Regions from separate parts of the Homo sapiens genome. Here region 1 is linked to region 2. The links are chromatin loops, found by intact Hi-C in ENCODE. Cell type or tissue: endothelial cell of umbilical vein. All regions are shown on one strand. Each heading gives the region's core, and the rest is flanking DNA. Links, peaks and the distances in the headings are about the cores only. Region 1 has its middle 31 kb from the start of LINC02011. Region 2 has its middle 17 kb from the start of CCDC174.

Region 1 (9,027 bases), core at 472-8,471, 150 kb after region 2:
CTAAATGGCCTGAAAACACCATCTTGTTAGAAAACGCTAGAAATACTGGATAACATAAATTAAATACCCCTTTAATTACATATGGGAACTCACAAGGTCATAGGAAAAATCTTCAGGGGCTGAAACACAAGAGGAAGGAGGGGAAACCAGGTGGTAAGCACTTGTCTCATCAGCGTAAGTGACAAGGTGGTCTTTTCAAGGAATGGTGCTGGAACAACCAGACAGTTGTTTGGGAAAAATTAAATCAATCTTTACTTCATACCACTCACAATAATTAATTCAAAATGGATCATAGACCTGTACTTAAGAGCTAAAATTACAACAATTCTAGAGGAAAACATAAGGAAATATTTGTGATTTTAAAACAAAGATTTCCTAGGACAGTAAGAAAAAAAGAAAAGAAAAATAAAATGGACTGGACTTCACCTTAAAAACTTCTCTTCCAAAAACACTTTAAGAAAATATAACGGTGTACCACAAACTGGGAGAAAAATACAAATTTCTGGAATAAAGACCTCTTACGACTCAGGAAGAAAACCCTGTATTTTTTTTAAAGGACTAAATATTTGAACATACATTTTGCAAAAGTAGATATATAGATGGTTAAAAAAAAATGACAAGATGTCCAATGTCATCAGTCTTTAAGGAAATGCAAATTAAAACCACAAATGAGATACTACTAGAAACCTATTAGAATGGCTAAAAAAATTTTTTTTGAACTGAAAATGCCAAGTACTGGAAAGTATGTGCAGCAGCTAGAACTCCCATACATTGCTGGTGGGAGTGCAAAATGGTAAAAGTACTTTGGAAGAGCATTTGATGGTTTCTTATTAGTCACACTTCTTATAAGAGCAGTGCGAAGGCCCAGGGTGAGGAGCAGGTGGCAGACCCATTCTGTGAGGAGTGGTTGGAGGGCTTGGGCTGGCTCAGCCTGCACCCAAAGCCTGAGAGAGGCTCAGTCACTGTCCCTCACCTCTGCATGTCTGTCCCAAGGCCTGAAACTGGGAAAGTGAAATCACAGGCAGGTTTCAGCAATCTTCTGTTGAAATAAGATGGGATTTTTAGGCTGAATCCCAAAAACCATAGTCAGAAATTTCCCCAAGAACCCCTAGGTCCAAAGATGAATAGGGCCAGAGCTAGAACCAGCAGGATGTCTGTTCTGCAAGATATAAACACCCACCAAAGGCAGCCTGGTTTTCACCCACCTGGCAAGCCGACATGAACTGCTGGCTCCTTCCCTGCCCCAGAGAAACTGTGAAGCAAGTGTGGACACCAGGAACTAAACCCTTTAAGAAAAACCTGGAAGACTAAATGTGTCTAAAACTGGTTTGGTTGCAGGGGAAAATGTGGGTGGCTGCAGCCTGAGGAGGACAGGAGATGGGTGCAGTGGAAGAGAGCTGTATGAAATCTTCCCCAGCTCTGCCCTGCCTTTCCTCAGCAGAGCCTTGGGGCGGTCTTTACCTGCCTCTTTACTGCAGCAACAGCAGCAGCCCAGGCCACTGGTGCAGATGCAGGGGTTAATACTGAAGGACAGCAAAGGCTTTGCCATTAAGGTGTTGACGAAAGCAGATGATAACTCCCAGGTGCCTTTGACCATTTAAAAGCTCCATCTTGGCCAGATGTGGTGGCTCACGCCTGTAATCCCAGTACTTTGGGAGGCCTAGGCAGGTGATTCACCTGAGGTCAGGAGTTCAAGACCAGCCTGGCCAACATGCTAAAACCCTGACTCAACTAAAAATACAAAAAACTTAGCCAGGTGTGGTGGCGGGCGCCTGTAATCCCAGCTACTCAGGAGGCTGAGGCGGGAGAATCGCTTGAACCTGGGAGGCGGAGGTTGCAGTGAGCCAAGATCGCGCCACTACACTCCAGCCTGGGCAACAAGAGTGAAACTCCATCTCAATAAATAAATAAATAAATGCTCCATCTTTTCCCCTCCAAACTACTGATTACAAGGCCGTGAGAGGCCCCCTCTGATGGTGGGTGCTGCTTCCCCCAGGGATTTTTAAGGTCATACTCTAGCCAGGGAATTTGCCTAGTGGAGTGACAATAAATCTGAGTGAGGAACAAAGGTTTTGGGGTAAAGGGGCTCATTCGTTTACCAGCTCTGACATAGATTGGGGCTTGGCTTGTCATTCTTCCCCAAAACACATAAGCAGAGCAGCTGATGAGGAACATCATACATATAAGACAAAAGCTGAAGAGCCAGTTAATAGATTAGAAGACTATACTATAGAACTCTCCCAGAATCAGGAAAGGTTAACTATGTATAAAATATAAAAACAAGCCTGGGAAACAGAGTGAGACCCTGTCTCTACAAAAAATTTAAAAATTAGCCAGGTGTGGTGGTGTGCCTGTGGTCCCAGCTACTCGGGAGGCTGAGGTGGGAGGATTGCTTAAGCCTGGGAGGTCAAGGCTGCAGTGAGCTGTAATCACACCAATGCACTCTGGCCTGGGTAACAGAGCAAAACCCACAGCTCAGATATATATAACACTGAAAGATGTGGAGAAAAAATAAAGTACCAAAACCCAGATGATAAGGGTCCTGGAGGGTAAAAAAAAATAAAAATGTAGAGAAGGAACTATTATTTGAAAAAATAATGGAGATAATATGCCATAATTATGAAAAATGAAAGACTTCAGGGTAAAATTAATCAGAGTGCCAAACAGAAGAGTTAAGGAAAAACCTACACATGGACATATTACAGTGAAATCTGAGAAAAAAAAATCTCTAAAAGATACCAGAGAGAAGCAGACCACCTACAAAGAAACAAGGGTCAAGCTGACATCAGATTTTTCATAGCAATGCTAGAAGTGAGAAGAATGTAATATCTTTAAAGAGTTATAGGCAAAGTACTCTAAACTGTAGGGGTAGGAGTAGAGATACTAAAGAGACATAGCAGTGTGAAAAAGTATTTAGCTTGTTTAGGGGAAAAGTAGACACTGATAAGCATAAGCATCAATAGGAATAAGCAGGTATAAAATTGGTCTTAATGGCACCCACCATAAGACCAAAATAGAATGTATAACTTTTTGACTGCTCGGGAATACTCTGTTTGTCCAAGGGAAACAAGTGAAGAGGAAAAAAAAAAAAAGTAAAAAAGTAATACCAAAAACAAGTCTCAATATAAGGTTAGTATAATAAATGTAAATGGGTTAAACTTGCCAATCAAAAAATAGAGACTTTCATATACAAAAACTTGTACATGAATGTTCACTGAAGCATTATTCACAATAGCCATAAAGGGGAAACAACTCAAATGTCCATCAGTTGATGAATAGATGAATAAATTATGGTATATCCGTAAAGTAGAATGTTACTCAGCAGTAAAAAGAATACAATTTTGATTCATTTTACAACATGGGTGAACCTTGAAAATATTATGCTAAGTCAAAGAAAACAGTCACAAAAGACCACATATTATATGATTCTATTTACATGAAATATACAGAATAGGCAAATTTATAAAATCAGAAACTAGAGTAGTAGTTGCCTAGGACTGGAGGGCAGGAGAAACAGGGAGTGATTTTTAATGGATATAGAATTTCTTTTGGAATTGTGAAAATATTCTAAAATTAGTGGTGATGGTTGCACAACTTTGTAAATATACTAAAAATCACTGAATTTTACATTTTAAATGGGTGAACTGTGTGGTATGTGAATTATATCTCAATAAAGCTGTTAAAATGTTTAAAATGTAGGGATTCTCAGATTAGGTTTAAAAATACAAGATCTGACTCTATGTTGTCTACTTGAGACAGTCAAAATAGAAAGACACATAAATATTGAAGATAAAGGACTAGAAATATATACCAGGCAAATATGAACCTAAAAAGCTAGGATAGCAATCCTAATATCTGACAAAATATAATTTAAACCAAAAATATAGAGGATAGAGAAAGATGTTATATAGGGGTAAGAGAAACAATAGAACAAGAATGAAAATGCACCAGGATGTATGCAGTTTCAAAATACATCAAGAAAAAAAAAAACATAAAACCAACTTAAAATGAATTTTCTTATTTTTTTTTTTAAGAGACGGGGTCTTACTATATCACCCAGGCTGGTCTTGAACTCCCGGGCTTAGGTTATCCTCCCACCTCAGCCTCCTGAGTAGGTAGGACTATAGGCACACACCACTGCATCCAGCTAATGAAGTGAATATTTAAAAATACCATTCCCAGAAATTAATAAAGCAGACAAAAAATAAGCAGAGATATCAAAGTTCTGTATAATGCTATCAGTGAGCTTGACTGCGTGTATGTGAATCTACCTAAAATATAGAGAACCCACATTCTTTTTTGACGCCTGTGGAACTTTGTAAAAGATATACCATATATTAGATCATAAAGGAAGCCTCATTCAATCCAGAGGAATTTACAGATTATATTATCCAAGTAGGATGCAATGAAGTTAGAGACAAATAACAAAAATGTCTTAACACTCTAGGTCTTTGGTTAAAATTGAAATCCTAAAGGAAATTCAGAAATATTTAGAATTGAATGATAATGAAAATGCTACAATGTCAGAATTTGTGGCACACAGCTAAAACAGTATTTGGAAGAAAATGTAGAGCTTTAAGTACATTTATTATTATTACTTGGCTATTTTTTTAGCCAAAAAAGGCTAAAAATAAGAAAGACATGCAGACGTTAATGAAATGGTGAAGATGACCAAACCCTAAAACTAGTCCTTTAAATGAATTAATAAGTGGACCCCCAGAAAGATATATAACAGCTTGGGAAAAAAAGAGAAATAAAGATCTTTTTAAAAATATTATTATGAACAATCAGACAACAATAAATGTGAAAACCTAGATGAAACCTGGGGCAAAGCCTGCCGTGTATTCCCAAATGATTTCCCTTCCTTCTGGGCACACAGCCCTGTTACACTTCCCATTCTCCCATGGATTCATCTGCAGCCAGGTGCCTAAGTTCTGGCTAATGAAATGTGGGTGGCAGTTAAGTTCACCACCTCCAGGCCCAGCCTGTAAAAGCTAACCCCGCAGCGCCCCCATGCTGTCCGCAGGGAAGAATGCTGGATACAGAAGCGCCAGTGGAGGACTCTGAGCTCTTAATGCTCCCACAAGATGGGAGAGTTCTGGCTCTCAGAGCCCTTCCCCAGCCCACGACGGACAATGTCAAGAGCGGGAAATAAACTTCATTGTGTTAAGCCACTGATATTTTTGGGTTTGATTGGTATATCAATTACCTCCCTAATGTAAAATGGATATGTTTCTTAAAAAAACACCAGTATTGTTGCAAAAAGAAATCAAAAACTGGAAAAAACCTGGAATTGTAAATAAATGGAAACGGCAGTCAGTCTTATGCGTGTGCACGTGCACACACGCACATCCCAAAACCCAGGTCCATATGGTTTTACAGGTGAGTTTAAAATAGCTCATGTGGCTCACGCCTGTAATCCCAGCACTTTGGGAGGCCGAGGCAGGTGGATCACTTGAGCTCAGGAGTTCAAGACCAGCCTGGCCAACATGGTGAAACCCTGTCTCTGCAAAATATACAGAAATTAACTGGGCATGGTAGCCTGTAGTCCCAACTACTCCAGAGGCTGAGCAGAGAGGATGGCTTGAGCCTGGGAGGCAGAGGTTGCAGTGAGCTGAGATCACACCACTGCACTCCAGCCTGGAAGACAGAGCCAGACCATGTTTCAAAAAAAAAACAAAAAACTGTTTATGTGTGTGTTTTATAAGCTGTTCCTAAAAATAGCAAATTTTATTTTATAAAGCTCTATGTAAGTTTTGTCAAAGTACAATGTAAATATAGAAAAGTAAACAGTGTTTAAGCTCCATCTGAATGAATTTGTCAAGGTAAACATACCCCTATGATATAGTTTGGATATTTGTCCCTGCCTAAATCTTATGTTGAATTGTAATCCCCAGTGTTGGAGGTGGGGACTGGTGGGAGGTGTTTGGGTCATGGTGGGGGATCCCTCATAGCTTAATCTTGTTCTCAAGACAGTGAGTTCTCGTGAGATCTGGTTTTTGTAAAGCATGGTACCTCCCCACCCACTCTCTCTTGCTCCTGCTTTCACCATGCAAAGTGCCTGGTCCCCCTTCGCCTTCTGCCATGAATAAGAGCTTCCTGAGGCCTCCCCAGAAACTGAGCAGATGCTGGCCCCATGCTTGTACAGCCTGTAGAAACATGAGCCAATTAAACCTCTTTCCTTCATAAATTACCCAGTCTCAGGTATTTCTTTATAGCAGTGCAAGAATAGACGAACACAGCACATGACTAGAATCCAGAGCAAATCATCACCTGCCTCCGCCATAGGTTAGTTTTGCCTGTTTTTACATTTTATTCAAATGGCATCACATACTGTGCACTCTTTTGTGTCTGGGTTCTTTTATATTCATTATGTTTATGAAATCCATCCTTGTTGTATGTGATTGAAGTTCATTCAATCGCATTGGTTTATAGAATTTCACTGTACAGTTATACCACAATATATTTTTCCATTCTACTGTAGATGGGCAATTGGGTGGTTTCTGAGCCTAGTGTACCTCAAAATCAGATAAGGTCAATACAAAGAAGAGAAGATGAAAATCTCATTGCTTATTTCACTGATGAATGTAGGTACAAACATTCTAAATAAAAGATTAGCTAACTGAATCCGATGGTATATTTATTTTTTTAAATAATACATTATGTCAGGTAAGGTTTATCCTAGCAATGCCAAGACAGTTCAATGTCAGAAAATAAATCAATATAATTCGCTATATTAATAGACTAAATAAGAAAAATCAAATTCTATCTCGACTGGTGAATAAAATTTATTAGGTAAAGCCTAGCAAGCTGGAAATAGAAGGTCACTTTCTTAACCTAGTGAAGTTTATATAAGAAAAACCCACAACAAATATTTTTCTTAATGGAGACACTTTATTTTATTATATTATTATTATTTATTTTTTTTTTTGAGATGGAGTTTCACTCTTGTTGCCCAGGCTGGAGTGCAATGGAGCAGTCTTGGCTCACCGCAACCTCTGCCTCCCGGGTTCAAGCAATTCTCCTGCCTCAGCCTCCCAAGTAGTTAGGATTACAGGCGCCTGCCACCATGCCCGACTAATTTTTGTATTTTTAGTAGTGACAAGGTTTCATCATGTTGGCCGGACTGGTCTCGAACTCCTCACCTCAGGTGATCCACCCGCCTCGGCCTCCCAAAGTGCTAGGATTACAGGCATGAGCTGCCGTGCCCAGCAATGGAAACACTTTAAATGTTTTAATCTTCCCTGTAAAAAGACAAGGATACTACTTCAACACCACTGTCCAAAATATATTAGAGCTCTTCAACACTCTACAGAAAGAAATTGAAACAGGTACAAGGATGTAAGAGCAAAAGATAAAATTGTCAGTATTGAAGATAATTTAATCATCTACCTAGAAAAACCAACAGAGTCAATAGACAAACTGTTAGAACTGACATAGATTCAGCAAGATGCCAGATGCAAGTGCAACCTATAAAGCTGGTTTCTCATAGTGAAAAGCAGCAGGCCAGGCTGCAGGCACAGCAACACAAGGTCTCAAAACACACAGATGATGGATAAAAAACAGTGGCATTAGGTGCCAGGAATGGACTGAGGCAGGAAAAAGACAGTGTGCCTGAGAGGATGGGGCCCCTCTGCAGAGGGCCTGGGATGTCCTCCTAGGCCACAAAGATCCAGAATAGATACGTGGCTGCAGGTTGCTGAAACCCCCAACACCCCCACCCAGAACCCTCAAATATTTACCCCTTCAATAAATATTAACAACACCTCTTTCTCCCTGCACTGCCCCCCACTCTGGCCTTGAGGCTATGGGCAAGCAACTTTGGTCTCTGGACTGCCACTTCCTTATCTATAAAATGGGATGATCCCAATAAGCAACTTCCCAGGGATATTGGGTGGGTTAAATATGATAATACAGAGAAAGGATTTAGCTCATGCTTACTAAACATAAGTGAGAATAACTATTAATAAAATGATTAAGGCGCTCCCCCTGCCTTCCGTAATGCCAGCCTGCACTCCAGCAGGGCCCACCCCACTGCGGGCTGCTTCCAGTCTGCAGCTCCCTCAAGGGTTAAGTGGCTTGGCTGCGGGCCAAGGAGCAGGAGCAGGAGCAGGAATAAAGCATCAGCCCCAGCAGCAGCATCTCCCTATCTGTGAGCAATCTCCTCTGGCCCCCAGCTCAGGCCTTGGGAAATAAAAGCCCAGCCAGCTCCTGCCAGCTGCATCATAATGACTTTCCCCTTCCAGGAAGGAGATTGGGTGGGCCTTCCCCTCCTGCCTCTTTCTCCCTTCCCTAGGTTTAGGGGCTGCTGGGGACACGTGAACTGCCCCGAAGCTGTCAGCTCACATATGAGAAAGAGAGTGGGTTGTTTCGGCTGCTGGCCCTGTGGGGTTGGAGGGAAGGACAACAGGGAGGGGTCCTGGCTCTGGGAGGTGGGGAGCAGGAGGTAGGAGGTGCCCAGTTGGTATGCCCTTGGTATTCTGCATCTCAGCGTATCCTCCCCTGGGTCTGGACAGGATGTTTCCAACTGCAGCTTGTGACCCAGTAGTGAATTGCAAAATCCATGGAGTGGGTTGTGATGCGCATTTTGAAAGAGACAGCTGGGATAGAAAATACGCCTTGCATATAATAAAGCACAGGCTTTATTTCAGTCACCCATGAGTATAGTGGTTAAAAATGCAAGCCCCAGGCCAGGTGCGGTGGCTCACACCTGTAATCCCAGCTACTTGGGAGGCTGAGGTGGGAAAATCACTTGAACCTGGGAGGCGGAGATTGCAATGAGCCAAGATCACGCCACTGCACTCCAGCCTGCACGACGGAGCAAGACTCTGCCTCAAAAAAGCAAAACAAAAAATGCAAGCCCTGGAGCCCACCTGTCCAGCCACATGACCCCAGGTGTGTTAACTCTCCAGGCCTCAGTTTCCTCATCTGCCCATGGGGGGAAAACAGCATGACATGGGTTATTGTGAGAAGTTAAGGAGTGGTTCAGGAGTGGAGCTCAGGGAACATGCAAACGCCGGGAGTGGG
Region 2 (9,027 bases), core at 281-8,280:
CCAGCACTCTGGGAGACCGAGGCGGGCGGATCATGAGGTCAGGAGATCGTGGCTAACACGGTGAAACCACATTTCTACTAAAAATACAAAAAATTAGCTGAGCATGGTGGTGAGCGCCTGTAGTCCCAGCTACTCAGGAGGCTGAGGCAGGAGAATGGCGTGAACCTGGGAGGTGGAGCTTGCAGTAAACTGAGATCACGCCACTGCACTCCACTCCAGCCTGGGGGACAGAGAGAGACTCCATCTCAAAAAAAAAAAAAAAAAAGATTAGCTGGGCCTGGTGGCACATGCCTATAATACCAGCTAGTCAGGAGGCTGAGACAGGAGAATCACTTGAACCCAGGAGGCAAAGGTTGCAGTGAGCTGAGATCACACCACTGCACTCCAGCCTGGGCAACAGAGGGAGACTCTGTCTCCAAAACAAACAAACACCTGATCTAGCCTGCTGGAGGGCCAACATTTTCACTGAGTTTCCTGATAAACTCAAAAAGTCCTCTCCATCTCTTTTCCTTTTTACACGGCTGCAATCTTTGCTGAGGAAGTTTCCACGACAACAGAGGTCTTAGCAAAAATGGGCAGCAGTAAGTCTGGCCGCTTCTCAATGCTTGTCAGCAAACAAAGATGCAAGGATACTCACATCCTCCCACCCCAGCAGGGATCCTGTGGGTGAGCTCGTCAGCGCCAGGGAGCATGTCTGTTACAGCAGCAGTATTAATGTATTTGCTTACACAGGTATCCCCACTGCTTGCGGGGGAAAAAAGATGTGCGTGAACTTGGTGTCAGTGAATGCTGCCTCCTGACACATTTTTCTTGTTACATTTCTTTTCCCTGTCACAGTCATTTTTGGTCATTTTTATCCTGTTACAGTAACATACAAATATCCTGACATTTCTTCAGAGATCTTTGGAAGTCCTATTTTCTCCTGACTGCCAAGAAAAAAAGGACAATGAGACGTTATATCTTGTCATCCTAAGTCACACCACCCCCGCCCATCAAGAACTACTTCAGAACAGAAACGTGTCAGTTAGCTACTGCTGTGTAACAGACACTACAAACTCAATGGCTTAAAACAGTAAATGTTGCTTATGAGATTACAGGTCTACAGATCAGCTGGGTGATTCCTCTGGTCTCAGCTGGGCTCCCTCACATATCTGACGTGAGCTGACAGTCAGGTAGACAGCCCTGCCGATCTGTCCTGGGCTCTCTCCCTTGTTTGGGGGTCAGATGGCTGCTTCATGCTAGTGCAGGATGTGTGTTGGGACTCATGGGCTCTCCTCCATGTGGTTCAGCATCCTCCAGCAGGCTACAGAGAGGGTTTGTTCTCATGGCATGAGAGCGAGAGGAAGCATGTGAGCACCTTTCAGGCCTGGGCTTAGAACTGGTGTACAGTCACCCCTGCCATATTCTCCTGGCAAGTCAAGTCAGGAAGTCAGCTCACATTCAAGTGACAGGGAAACCGGCTCCCCTTTATATAGGAGGAGCGGCAAGGTCATATTGCAGAGAGATGCAGACACAGGGAGGCCATTAATACAATCAATCTATTACAAAAGGGAAACATTCTGGAATGGCTGGCCTGTCTCATCTGCCACTACCCACAGCTAAGGCCTGCGGTCTTCGAACTGGCAAGGTTCAGCCTTGCTCCAGAGTGGAAAGGAGGGAGAGAAGAGGAAGGGAGGATTGGGACGTGGGCAACCCTCTTTTCCCTCCCTGTCTACTTACACCTGAAGGGCTAGGGAGGATTTGCTGGAATACTGTGTGCTCCATGCATCCAACTTGGAGCTCCTAATACTTAATAAGTCCCCAAGATAATCCTGTGAGTTGGCTTATTAGGGCATTACTGTTACATAAACTAGCCACTAATTGTGAAATGTATTTACTCAAGTCTCTGAGCCACAAGATAAACACTCATGTTCTGGTGGCATCACTACCTTGACAATCAAGCTCATTTAATCCAGAGCTCCTTGTAAGAACTGCACGTTGAAGGGGTGCTCCCTGTGTGAATTTTGGGGGACTCTATAAGAGATATTCCAAGGAGGCTGTCCCCTAGTCACAGCACCCACCGGCCTGGACTTCAGGGCCTTCTCTATGCCAGATGAGGCCTTGTTGCCTGGCTGGGCCCTCGACCACCCCCACTTGTCTCCCCTGTGCTGGTCACTCATCTGCCTGCTCAAGAGAGACCACAGCCTTAAGAGTCAGATTTGGCTTAGGATCTGAGCTCCACCACTCTCCTGAGTTGGTCTGGGACATTTACAAAATATTCTCTGGAAGATCCACAAAGTGGATGTCAGAAGATCAATATTGCTGTGGAAGTTTACTCAGAGTAAAAACCAAAGTCCTTACAAAGCTCTTAAAGGCAAAATAACCTGGCCTCTGTTCCCCCTCTGAACTCATCCTCTATTCACCTCCCTCACTCATTTCCCTCCAGGAACATGGGCCTCCCCACTCTTCCAGGCACTCTGCTGCCTCGAGGCATTCACATATGCTGTTTCCTCTGCTGCAGTGCTCGTCCCTTAGACACCATGCGGCTTCCTCCCTCACCTCCTGCAGGTCTTTGCTGAAATTCACCTTCTGCCTATCTGCCAGGACTGTAAATGCAGCCGCCCTCCACAACACCCCCACCCTCCTTCCCTGCTTAGCTTTCTCCTTATTTCTCAACATGGTCTAACTTACTGTGCAGTTCATCAAATTCAGATGTCATCAGTAGCAAGACGAGCTATTAGTTTATGCACCATAAAGAAAGATAAACATGCCAATTAAACAGCAGAACAAGACTAAGATACCATTGAATGTAGGACACACTCTGATTTCAGAAATGTTAAATGTCAGGGGGAAATCAGCATCATAGAATCACTGAAGTCTGGTGTATTTTACTTATTTATGTTGTTTATTTTCTGTTTTCCCCGCTAGAATGGCAGCTCCATAAGGGCAGGGTCTTCACCCGGTTTGCTCACTGCTCAGTGCCTAGGACAGTTCCTTGCATGTAGGAGGTGCTTTTTAAATACTGTTGAACATTGAAAGATTTATCTCTGCCCCCTCAAGAAAGTCCAAGACCTGGAACTTCCTTAATACTGTCCAAATGGGCTATGTGAATATTCGACCCAAGATGGGGCAAGGACTTTCCTGGCACCAGAGCAGTAGCCAGCGCACAGTAAATGCCCAATAAATATTCACTCATTGGATTAGTGATTGGATAGTCTGAGATGCTGTCTTGGATCCAAAACTCAAGACTGATGTAGGGCTGCTAGACAGCCTGAGAGCAAAGGGTTTGCCTCTGACGGGGCTGTGCTCGGGTCATTGCTACACACGGATGGCACGCCCAGGCCTATGGGGCACACTGCTTGTGTGGCGGAACCTGGTCACTCTGGCTTCATACCTCCATGCCCTGGTGGCTGGACCAGTGGGAAAGAGGGTGTGGACGATGTATCATCATGGGACAATGTGAGCATGGCAGCTCCCAGGATCTGTCAGGGGCTAGAGAGTGGTAACTTGTGACATCTTCACATTCACAGGGGCCCTCACACATTCACTGGTGATGTTCTTGAGATGGGGGTTACATTTTATGTGAATTTGAGGCAGTGTTGTGTTAAAATATTAATGAAGTCTCATTCTAAATACAAAACTGGAAATAATACAAATCTTCCTACCCACTATCTCCCGCCCCGCACACACACTCTAAGCAGTAGCGGGAAATTCAAGTGTCCTGCAGCACTTCCATAGTGGGCAGGTTGGGTCTGTGAGTCCCATTGCACTTGTTGCCACACGGTGGCGCCACACTGGCAGTAAGCAGAAGTGTCCATGTTCGTCTTGAATTATGAGTTTTGAGTTATGCAAGGTCTTCAGGAACACATCCCTCACATACACCTTCTAGTGCCTTGGGGTTATATTGTTAAAAGTCTTCATTCATTCATTTGAACTGTTTAAAAATATGCCACTTTGTGACATTATTTCTCCATGATTTATGACATCAGGAGCCCTCCCAATATGAAAGTGGCCTAGTGTCTCTCGCCTCTGAGTCAACCCAGCACCCCTTCTTGATGCAGCCTTCTCTGTGAACCCCCTCCCCACGGGACAGTCAGCATCTCCTCCTGCCTCCACCCATCCCCATGGACTTCCCCACATACAGTCATGAAGCAAATACTCCCAGCACCCAGTGTAGCAAGGTCTTATGCTGGGAACTGGACGTTGGAGATGAACCAGACAGGGCTTCCCAGCACCTAGGAGCCATGCGTGCCCAGGGGAAGCATCAAACAGGAGTCAGGGGAGGTCTCCTGGAGGAGATGATGCCTGAGCTGAGTCTTGACATTCTTTGGGTTGAGAGCGTGGACATGAACACAAAATTATCAATTACCCATCTAGGCGCTTATGTCGTTTGCTGGACCACGATCTCCTTGAAGTAGGTAAACACATGGGATTTATCTGTTTTCCTGCCTTTCTGCTTAACATTGGAAATGGCCAAGTGAGTTAAGCATGGCAAAGGGCTTAGAACCATGCCTCATGTGTAGTAAAGATTATGTAAGTGCCAGCTGCTATTCTTGTTTTCATTGCCGCTATTGCTTTTATAATTAGCCAGCATCAATATATATGGAATAACTCAGGAAATGAAAGAGTGAGGGATGTGTTGGCAACAGCCTCAGACCAGAGATCAAAAGCTTGGACTGAGTCCTCAGTTCAACTTCTATAAAGTGGGGATAATTAAACCATTCAAGCCCAGGTGTTATAATGGTTAGAGGAAATTACAAAGCACACACATGAAGCAACCAGCATATGGTAGGTGCTCAGTGTGAATTCTGTTTACCTTCCTTGTCTTATGGTGCCCAGACACTTAGCACAGGACTGTGTGCGTGTATGTGCTCAATAAATATTTGTTAATGAATTGATGAGTAAAATTCTCATTGTTTAAAGAATATTAGTCATGGAACATGTTCACTGTCTCAGACAAACTCTTAGCCAGGAACAGGAAATACATGCTGAATGAACCTCTGCTCCCCACTCACTCACCCAAGGCCGACATTACTAATCAATGATGGCACTCTGTGTTAGTCAGGACTCTTTTTGTTGGAAATGACCAACCAGCTTGAGCAAAAAGGGGTTTGTTATATGGATACTGGAGTAGCTCAGAAAACCAAAGAAGAAGCTACAGGCAGCAGCGCAGCCCCTGGGCCCTCCTGGGAACCTCACTGGACCCCTCTCTCCCCTCTTCATTTCTCCTCTAGGGATCTGTATGTTTGCAAGCATTCTTTCAGGCAGGGCTCCTGCGGATGGCAGCTAGAAGCTCTGAAGTTACCTCCTTCCCAGTTCATGTAAGATGGTAAGATGGACAGCATGCTTCCCCTCCCCATCCTGACTACTTCAGGGGAGGCTTCTGATTGGCCTGCTGGGATCATGTTTTCAGTGGAAGGGGGGCTCTTTGTTACCAGGACTGGCAGCCCAGAGAAAAACATGAAGTCAGAGAAGAGTCATTTTCCAGAATAAAGGAGAAAGAGAAGCTGAGAAGACACCAGTGATGAAGGTTCACTCCTGACCACAGAGCTGGGATAGCACCTCAGAATCCTTCTCAACACAGTGCCCAATCAGAATCAGCACTCAAGACAAAATCTACTTGAGATTTAGACCAAGCCTACATAGAGGGAGGTTCATGGCATTGTATGAATCTGCAGAGGATTCCACTGGAAACTAGCTGAGCCTGGGTTTGAATCTGAGCTGTCAGGACAGCAGGCAAGTTGCTGCACCTCTCCAAGCCTCAGTTTCCTCATCTGGTACAATGGGCTGAATGCTTCTGTTCCCCCACAAATTCATATGTTGAAATCCTAATCCCCAGTGTGATGGCATTAGGACGTGGGGCCCTTGGGAGGTGATTAGGTCATTAGGATAGAATCCTCATGGATGGGATTAGTGCCTTATAAAAAGACATAACAGAGCTTACTTTTTGGATGTGAGGACATAATAATAAGATGTCCATCTGCAAACCGGGAAGCAAGCCCTCTCCAGACACTGAATCTGCTGCTGCCTCGATCTTGGACTTCCCAGCCTCCAGAACTGCAAAACATAAATGTGTGTTGCTTAAGTCAGCCAGTCTATGATAGTTTGAGCTGGCTAAGACCTCTGGTAAGTGAGTATAATAATGCCAAACTCAGAGGTTTTGTAAGGGTAGATGAGACACTCTGTGTAAACTTCAGCACAATCCATGGAAGACAGTCAACATTCAATAAATGTTACCTCTTTTCTGAGTGTGGGTTCCCTTAGAAGCAGACTCTGAGACTAAGATTACCATGCAAGTGGTTTAGTCGGTAGGTAATCCAGAAGCCAAGATTCTCTCTCACAACCCACACAGGGAAGTGAGAGAGAGCAATGATGGTACTAATGGGCAAGTTACCACTGTGGGCAACTGAGGCTCAATTCTGCTGGAGACCTTTGAGAGGTTGTTGTTCCCCAACCCCCATCCCACGAGGGGTGAGGGAGCTGGGGTATTTATGCACCAGCTGCCGTTGATCACTGATTGAGGGCTGCTCCTGGGCATTCACTCCCAGGCATTTCCAGCCTGCACTTTGCCTCAGCTGAGCTTACTCCCATAGCCAGAGAACCACCGCAGGCAGAGACACAGGTGTTTTCAATAAGAAGCCACCAGCAGGAGGGCACTGACAGTGGCAGCATCACTTCAGATGTTATCAAGGGAATCCATAAACCTTACAGCATGGCACACACAGAGGGATGATCTTACCAAAGTGTTTCTTCTAGGGGAGCTGGAGTTAAATGGCATGGTCCTTCTTCAGTCCACAGATCCTGGTACCCCATTGTCTCCTCTGAGTTCCTGACCTCAGTTTTTATCTGCCACATACAAGTTTTTTTTCCTAGTACCAGAGTATACCATTCTTCACCTCCAATGTAGGCAGAGCTCTAGCTCCCTGGAGAGCAGGAGCTTTCTTCATTGGGCAAGCTGGAGGCTAATTCCCCCACACTGAGGCAAACCCAGAAGAGTGCTAACTTCTGGAGCATCCATGCTGGGCTCTTGGAGGCCAAGTGCTGGGCATTCAACCAATGCATAAACAGGGCATTTCTAAAACAAATAAGGTTGGTCATAGATCCCAAGCACCCCTTATATTCTTACCCAACCATTCATTTCTGGGCTGCTTTCTTCTAACCAACCTTCATCCACATGAACTAGGTGCTGCCTGGCTTCTTCCAGCTCCTCCCAGGACATCTAGTTTTTTTCTTTAATACAGCATGTATTTAGAGACACTTCATATAAAATAAAATCATCATTTTAAAGTGTAAACTTCAGTGGTTTTTAGTACATTCACTATGTTGTGCAACCGTCACCATGATCTAATTCCAGAACGTTTCCATCCTCCCCAAAGAAATCCTTTAGCAGTTAGTTCCAATTCTCCTCTCCCATTCCCTGGCAATCACTAATCTACTTTATGTCTCTATGAATTTGCCTGTTCTGGATATTTTATATATGGAATCATATCACAGGTGGCCTTTTGTAACTGGCTTCTGTCACTTAGTGGAATGTTTTCGAGGTTTATCCATGTTGTAGCATGACTGGTAAGTACTTCATTTTTAACAATGAACAATATTGCATTGTATGAATATACCACACTTTCTCCATCCATTCACTCATCAATGGACACTTGGGTTGTTTCCACCCTTTTGCTATTGTGAATAATGCTGCTATGAATATTCATCCACTGTACAAGCGTTTGTGCAAATATGTTTTCAGTTTGCTGTGGTTTAAATGTGTCCCCAAAGGGTCATGTCTTGGAAACTTAATTTCCAATGCAACAGTTTTGGAAGATGGAACCTAATGCGAGGTGTTTAGGTTCTGAGGGCCCTGCCCTCATGAATGGATTAATATCGTTACTGTGGGAGTGGGTTAGTTTTTGCAGGAGTAGATTTGTTATAAAAGCGAGTTCAGCCCACTCTTGCCCTGTCTTGCTTTCTCTTGCCCATGTGTTGCCTTCCACTATGTTATGATGCAACAAGAAGGCCCTCACCAGATATAGGTGCTCAGTCTTGGACTTCACAGCCTTCAGAACTGTGGGCCAAATAAATTTCTGTTCATTATAAATTACCCAGTCTGTGGTATTGTTATAGCAGCACAAAATGGACTAAGACACAGATCTCTAGACTATCTAGGTTGGAATGGAATTGCTGGCACATATAGTTATTCCATGTTTAACTGTTTGAAGAACTGCTGCACTCTTTTCCAAAGTGACTACACCATTTTACATTCCCACCAGCAATGTATGAGAGTTCCAATTTCTTCATATTATTTCCAATATTCATTCTCTGTTTTTGAGGGTTTTTCCATTCTAGCCATCCTAGCGGGTGTGAAGTGATATCTCATTGTGGTTTTGATTTGCATTTCCCTGATGGTTAATGATGTTGAGCATCTTTTCACAGAGCATCTAGTTTTGATCACCACCCAACATGAAGGGAAACTCTTAGTCTTGGGCTTCAGTTTTTAGCATCTGTCAGACTCAAGTTTTGCCTCTCATTGGCCATAAGTGGCTTCTTCAATCTGCTCTCAAACCGAGCCCTGTCCTCAACTTCCTGGGAGCTTTGACCTTCTGGTCAAATCAATGCCTCCTCTTGGTCAGGATTCTTTTCATTGAAAGTGTTAGAAACCCAACTCACACTGGTTTGAACACAAAAGGGGATTTATTGCCTCATGCGCCTAATAAATCCCAGGGCAATAGTAGCTTCAGGCATGCCTGGATGTAGGTACCCAATGGATGTCATCTAGAAGCTTTCTCTTGCTCCCAATCTGAGCTCTACTTTCCTTTAGGTCAACTTTACTCTGTGATGGGCTCTCTCCTCTTGGTGGCAAGAAGACTTTTGGAAGCCACAGTCTCACCTCTTTGCAGTTAGCAACATCAGTGGAAAGAAGCCTTCTCTTTCTCAATAGCTCCAGCTAAGGTCCGAGGATTGTCTCTAACTGGACTAACTTGGGTCATGTGCCCATCTTAAAATAATGACAGTGGTTATGGCAATGGAATTTGCTGAGTGGCTGGGCCTGGGTCAAAT

The links. Hi-C counts contacts between places; a loop is a spot of excess contacts. Peaks named below come from ENCODE experiments on the same cell type or tissue, not always from the same donor. Only the 100,000 strongest peaks of a DNase experiment are listed, where the experiment ranks them.
Region 1: it touches region 2 in a loop (15-fold over the local background); 13 of 110 quality-filtered maps call a loop at or near these places.

The regions. Positions count from the first base shown.
Region 1 is chr3:14,776,099-14,785,125 of GRCh38, forward strand. No RefSeq gene overlaps it. Among named protein-coding and RNA genes, the nearest start is that of LINC02011, 31 kb to the right of the region's middle. In endothelial cell of umbilical vein, for the core only: a CTCF peak has its summit at 5,009; a DNase peak (open chromatin) is centred at 5,003; H3K27me3 peaks cover 404 bases.
Region 2 is chr3:14,630,250-14,639,276 of GRCh38, forward strand. No RefSeq gene overlaps it. Among named protein-coding and RNA genes, the nearest start is that of CCDC174, 17 kb to the right of the region's middle. In endothelial cell of umbilical vein, for the core only: a CTCF peak has its summit at 3,762 (motif pointing right); DNase peaks (open chromatin) are centred at 3,762 and 4,952; H3K27ac peaks cover 1,228 bases; H3K27me3 peaks cover 248 bases.